Linked DNA regions of Mus musculus: region 1 is linked to region 2. The links are chromatin loops, found by intact Hi-C in ENCODE. Cell type or tissue: left cerebral cortex. All regions are shown on one strand. Links, peaks and the distances in the headings refer to the core of each region. The heading gives the core; the rest is flanking DNA.

The links. A loop is a pair of places that touch in the nucleus more often than their neighbours do. Peaks named below come from ENCODE experiments on the same cell type or tissue, not always from the same donor. Only the 100,000 strongest peaks of a DNase experiment are listed, where the experiment ranks them.
Region 1: it touches region 2 in a loop (3-fold over the local background); 14 of 42 quality-filtered maps call a loop at or near these places.

The regions. Positions count from the first base shown.
Region 1 is chr15:83,036,713-83,039,613 of GRCm38, forward strand. It overlaps Gm32620 (a long non-coding RNA gene), which reads left to right. Exons shown (of 3, transcript XR_384275.3): 3 at 1,011-1,878. Among named protein-coding and RNA genes, the nearest start is that of Nfam1, 4.8 kb to the left of the region's middle. In left cerebral cortex, for the core only: a CTCF peak has its summit at 1,201 (motif pointing left); DNase peaks (open chromatin) are centred at 550 and 1,196.
Region 2 is chr15:82,898,686-82,901,586 of GRCm38, forward strand. The region is part of intron 1 of Tcf20 (transcription factor 20); the gene reads right to left. It overlaps Gm20324 (predicted gene, 20324), which reads left to right and starts at 395. Exons shown (of 4, transcript NR_045068.1): 1 at 395-583; 2 at 2,034-2,387. In left cerebral cortex, for the core only: CTCF peaks have their summits at 338 and 1,544; DNase peaks (open chromatin) are centred at 1,111 and 1,450; H3K4me3 peaks cover 1,395 bases; H3K27ac peaks cover 1,105 bases.

The DNA of each region.
Region 1 (2,901 bases), core at 108-2,607, 140 kb after region 2:
CTGCTGCCTGGCCTGGGCTTGGAGGTTTCTCTTGCAGACACAGAGGTACTAGGACGAGAGGATCAGACCCCTGACCCAGCTTCATGTCACCTCTTCCTTCCCAAGACTCCAGCTCCCAGAGAGACCTATCAGCAAGGAGATCCGGGCTGAGAGTGGCCACTCTGCTCTGACCACTCTGTTCAGGGTGTCAGGGTGTCTAGGGTGTCAGAGGTACACTCCTCTGTCCTGTACCTCACGCGTCCAACAGTGGCAATGGAAAGTTCCCATCCTGGGGACACTGGGCTCACATTTGGGAAGGATGCTCTCCCACCCTGTGTAGCTGACCTGCAGGCACCGGGCCGATGCGTTTGATCATTTGATCAGATCCTCACCAAAACAGGGCAAGAGAGCTGACCGTGACCCCAGGATAAACCATACAATCCCGAGCCGACCCTCGGTGAGCCACCTCCTTACCTAGGAGGGAATGAACTCCGCCATTGGAGGCAGGCAAACCCATCTGGAGCCCATCACCCTGCATGCTGATGGGAGGTTTCTGCCCTGGCAAGAAGCCCAGGCTGGCCCATCTCCAAATCTCACCTCGGTTCAGGCTGCCCTATATCTTTGGCTGTTCCTTCCATTTGAGACCTAGTTTTAAAGGCTTTTCATCTACGTGCTACTTCCATTCTCACAGAAACATTGTGTGGGAGGAGTTATCATTGCCCCTAATTTACAGATTAGAAAACTGAACTCAAGTTCCACCGCAAGGACGAAGGCAGATAGGAACTTGGGCTCCTGGCTCTTTGGCCCCTGTGTGTTCTTGCATCCTGCAGTCCCCCTGGTTTTCCCACCAAAACACCTATCCTAACTCTCATATAGTAAGAAAAATAGAACAAATGACTTGTTTGGAGGTGGTAACAGACAGTCTAGGACAAGCACCTAGGGTTCGCATGTTAAATACATACACGTAACATGTGGAGAAATAATGAAAGACAAAGGTAACTCCCATTTTCAACATTTCTTCCATGTAACAGCATGCACCCTGTGGGGCTCTTTGGATGGCTTTGTCACTGGAAGAAACAAGCACCACCCAGGAAGCTAATTGCTGGAGGTCCCGAGGAGTAGCTGTCAACCTACTGAGTCTTCTACCTTGGGATTTCTCTTCTGACCATGATGGACAGCCCCAGAACTGTTCTGTGCTGATGGCGCCACCTGGTGGCTGGCGTGGGAATGCCCTCAAAGGAGACTCCCGTGTCCCTTGGCGCTCTAAGGAACCTGGGCCATTCAGAGGCCAACACCTTGCCAAGTTAGACCCAGACATGAATGGCAGCAGGGTGGAGTAGTAGAATAGAGGTCAGGGTCAGGCAGTACACAATGTGCCAGGAAGACTGTGGAACCGAGAGCAGGGCCCCAGCGTGCCTCTTGGAGGCACTTCAGCCCTTCCTGGGGGCAGGAGAACAATTCACTTCTTCCAGACAGCTGCTTCTGCTGGAAGCACTTTCTAGTCTTTTCTAGAGCCTCCTTCCCAGCTGCTTACTGGCCGCCAGGCAAACCCCTCCCATCTTCTGCAGGCACAACTGGGGACTTTCCAGGGGCAGTCTCAGCCAATTAAGGAAACAATTAGCCTCCCCTGAGGCAAATTCATGCTTTGTCACCCACAGCACTCTGGTTCTGTGGGACTTGTGGGCACAAGATGTGTGTGTGTGTGTGTGTGTGTGTGTGTGTGTGTGTGTGTGTGTGTATCCCACCTTGAAGCTGTTTGGTGAAAGATTTAAAGAGACAGAGGTGAAATCACTTGACAAAAATAAGTCATAACAGAGACAAGTGTTAGCTGGCTGCACACCTGTGAGCCCAGTACTTGAGAGGTGGAGACAGGAGGATCAAGAGTTCAAGGCCTGTGGTGGTGGTGGTGGTGGTGGTGGTGGTATATGCCTTTAATCCCAGAGGCAGAGGCAGGTGCATCTCCATGAGTTTGAGGCCAGCCTGATCTACAAATCGAATTCCAGGAAAGCCAGGGCTGGAACAGAGAAAGACGTGTCTGGGGTGGGAGTGGGGGAATTAAACAAAGAAAAAAGAGTTCAAGACCCACTTAGGCCACATGGGCCCCCCTCCCTGTCTCTTCTGCAGGCAGCTGGTTCCTTGTTTCCGGTCCCTAGATGGGAGGGCACTGAGGAGTTGCTTCTAACAAGGATTCCTCAAGAAGACATGAAGGCTACAGACCTGAGTGGTCTATGCTGTCTGATGAAGGGCTGTAGGATGGGAAGGTGGCAGGGGAGTTTTCGGGAACAAGAGGTGGGACAGGAAAGGGAGGCCATGCAGGAACTTCCTCCACCTGCCAGGGCAGCTGAAGGTTATTGCAAGGGGTGGAGTTCAGGAAGCTGGGCAGCTACAGGAGGTCTCTTAGGACTGTCCCCGGACTTAGCCTCATTCCTTAGGAAAGTTCTGTCTCCTCTGCTACCCTCCCCTCCTCTCCACTTCCCTTTTTCCTTTTCCCTATGGCTGGGGCAGCCTCTCTCCCAGGGCTGCAGAGAGTGTGTCTAACCTACACATCTGTCTCACCCTCAGAAACCTCAAATCCAAAGCCAGCAAAGAATGTAGGCCCAACTGTTTTCAGGGATTCCTTCAGTGACCCTCAGGGAATTCTGGGTCACTCAATGTGGGGTACTATCCTAGGTAGGTATTGTTCTGGCTGCCTGCCAGGGAGGGCAGAGCCTAACACCTGCTCACCTAAGTCGAAACTCCCTAGGAACCCAGCAGGAAACAGCTCAAACAAGGTCCGAACCATGGCGTCGTCCCCAGGCCAAGGTCAAGGCATGACTAAGGCTCTTCAAAAAGTTTCTAGGGTACCAGATATGGGGGTACACACCTGTAACACCAGAACTCAGGAGACAGAGGCAGGAGGACAGAGCGAGTTTAAGGCCAGCC
Region 2 (2,901 bases), core at 249-2,748:
AGGCAAGCAAAACTGGTGTCCGCACCCACAAACCGTGGAGGAATCCGCAGCTCCACTGCCCCCCCCCAACACACACACACACACACACACTAAATTCCACTCCCATCCCGGCGCACTCAAGACATCCCACCTCCCGCCGCAGGCCGGATAGCAAACTCTTCTATAAGCCACCACTTTTCCGTGAGAATGAGGAAGAGAGACTCAGAGCCTCGCCTTCCCATCCCCTACCCGCGAGAAAGAGCTCCTTCGTGGACTCCGCGGGACCCTGCGCCCTGCCCTGCTCACCGCGGCGGGGGAGGGGAGAGCGCCCCACACAGGAAGTGCATCCTGCGCCCCTAGCTCGCGCCCCGCCGCCGGGTACCTGCTCTGGGCCGCCGGCAGGCGACAGGCAGCCGCATCCACATGGCCTCAGGTGTTCGCGCGGCTGCTCCGCCAGCCCCAGCCGGCCCCTCCCCGGCCCGCTCCAAGCCCGGCCCTTCACGGGTGCCTCGCCCCCAGCCCCCGGCCAAGAGGCCAGCAACGCCGGTCCCCGCGGGGCTGCCAAGAACGTGGACCCCTCAGCACCTCAGGCCGCAACGACCAGGTATCTCCGCCCGCAGCCCCAGAGCCTCCGGCCGCTCTGCCCTGACGCCGGTCCTGGCCGTTGACCCCTCGGCAGCCCACGCCGGTCCCCTCAGCCCGCTCCGCGACTCCCGAGGCTCAGCACTTGCAGGGCGGGCCGGGCCACGACCTGTGCTCCCAGCAGCCAGCCTGAGCGGCGCGGCCCGGTCCCGGCCCCTCGGGCTGCCCTTTCTCCTCAGGCCGGGCGGCGGTTACCTGCAGGAGCCCCCCGGCCCGTCCCTCGGCCTCCGCCGGCGCTGGGAGGGGAGGGGGCGGCGGCGCGGCGCGGGGTGGGGGTGGGGGTGCCTCCACCGCCTCCAGCGCGGACGCCCAGGCCGACGGCGGGGCGGGCCGGGGCCGCGGCCCCTAGAGGCTCGCTCCGGCCCGCGCGCTCGCTGGCTCACTCCCCGCTCCGGCGCGCCTCAGGGAGGGCTCCCCCGGCTGAGGCCGTGGCCGCCTCGCAGGGGCCGAAGGCGGCTCGGCTCCGGGTTTTTTCTCTCCATTCTCCCAACACACAGGAAATAACAGAGCGTCAGGTGACGGCGCGCAGCCAATGAGGCGGCTCCGGGCCCCGGCGCGCGGGCGGGCGGGAGGGCGCGCGGCGGGGCGGGGCGGGCGCAGGGGGCGGGGCCGGGGGCGGGGTGGCGCGCTGCCCACCCGCGTGTGGCAGCGTCGAGAGGCGCAGCAAGGAGACCCCCTACTCTGCGGTCCGGGACCACGCGCCCAGTGCTACCTCCAGCCCTCCGCTTAAGGCTACCTTGTGGGGTGCCCCAGAGCAACTTTCTGGGGAGTTAGTGGCACAGAACCTTCTACTGGGATTTCTGGAGTTCTCCCAGAGCCTCCAAATCCGAAGTCGCGCCTTTGGCAGCCCTTGAAGCCCGTGGCAATTTGTATAGTTACTTGAGCTGCCACCAGGGTGGCTCCCGCTTTCTTAACGTCCGCCGGGCCCAGGTGGGTAACATGGCCTGGTGTGTGCGGATGCACTCTCTGCCCATGGTGCCTACTGGGTGTTCCTGGATGAACAACAGTCTCTGACACTCAGTTTCCTCCGTTCTAAAAGCAAAGAAGCCAACCTACCTCACGTGTAAAATAGACTTCCACACCAGTAGTCTGCAGTGGTGCTGAGGTTCTGCACTCCTGGATGGTAGGCCCAGAACTGAAGTAAGAGATTTCCAGGGCCATGCCTCAGGCCCTAGCCAGCCTTCCCTTGTTCCTCAGATATCTTCACAGAGCAAAGGGCTAAATTTCTTTTTCCTCAAGAAAAATCTCATGTACAACCACCGTCTCATAGATCAGTGGTTCTCAACCTTCCTAATGCTTTGACCCATTAATATAGTTCATATTGTGGTGACCCTAACCATAAACTATGTCAATGCTACTTCATAACTGTAATTTTGCTACTGTTATGAATAGTAATCTCTGTTTTCTGACAGCCTCTCCTGTGAAAGGGTCATTCACTACCAAAGCTGTCCCGACGCCTAGGTTGGAACTGCTGCCTTAGATGGCAGTACCTACTGTGTGCCCACCCCTCTGCTATGCAAAATGAAGCTAATAAGGAGAGGGTGAGGTTGGACTATTTATACCCTGCTTTTGGCACACTCAGAGACCTCTCCACTTTGGACCTCACAGATGCAAGAGGAAGGAGAAGGTTTGAATTATGTGTCCCTAAAACTACTGATTCTAAACTAAGCCTGCATCCAGCCTAGATGTTGGGGAGTCTGTGGCTTCCCCTCTAAAGCAACCCAACTTGAGAGGAAACTGGAATCCAAACATGCTTTGGGTGTAAGGTGAGATGCTGACAGGAGTCAGTTGTGGTTGGTCTGGGGACCAGATTTCATATATTTGGGATCTACAGATCCCTGTGGCCTGGCTTTTACCCTTTCACCTTTCATTCTATCCAGCCAGAGTACTTCACTCTCCCTAGCCTCAGGCCACCCACAGAGGGTCTGGTGATTCCAGGCACAGCTAGGGATCCTGGTTCTAGGGACCCTATCAGGAGGATGTGGTGGAGAAGGTAATGATTTCTCCCAGCCCACCTCATCAAGTAGGGGCTAGTCCAACGCAGGTCTGGCTGTTCCCGGAGATTTGACTCCCCCACACCTCTTTGACAACAGGCAAAGTGCCAAGCCCTTCCGGAGCAAAGCGGCAAAGCTGAATAGACCGCCAGGCCCTGCCCTCTAGCTGTTCCCATTGTTCTGTTTCTTTCAAACTCTCAGCCACTAAGGCTTTTAAGAGACCACAGCCTGGCTACTGCTAGTGTCAAGACTGCCATGAGAAAGGTGGGAGGAACTGGAAACCTCT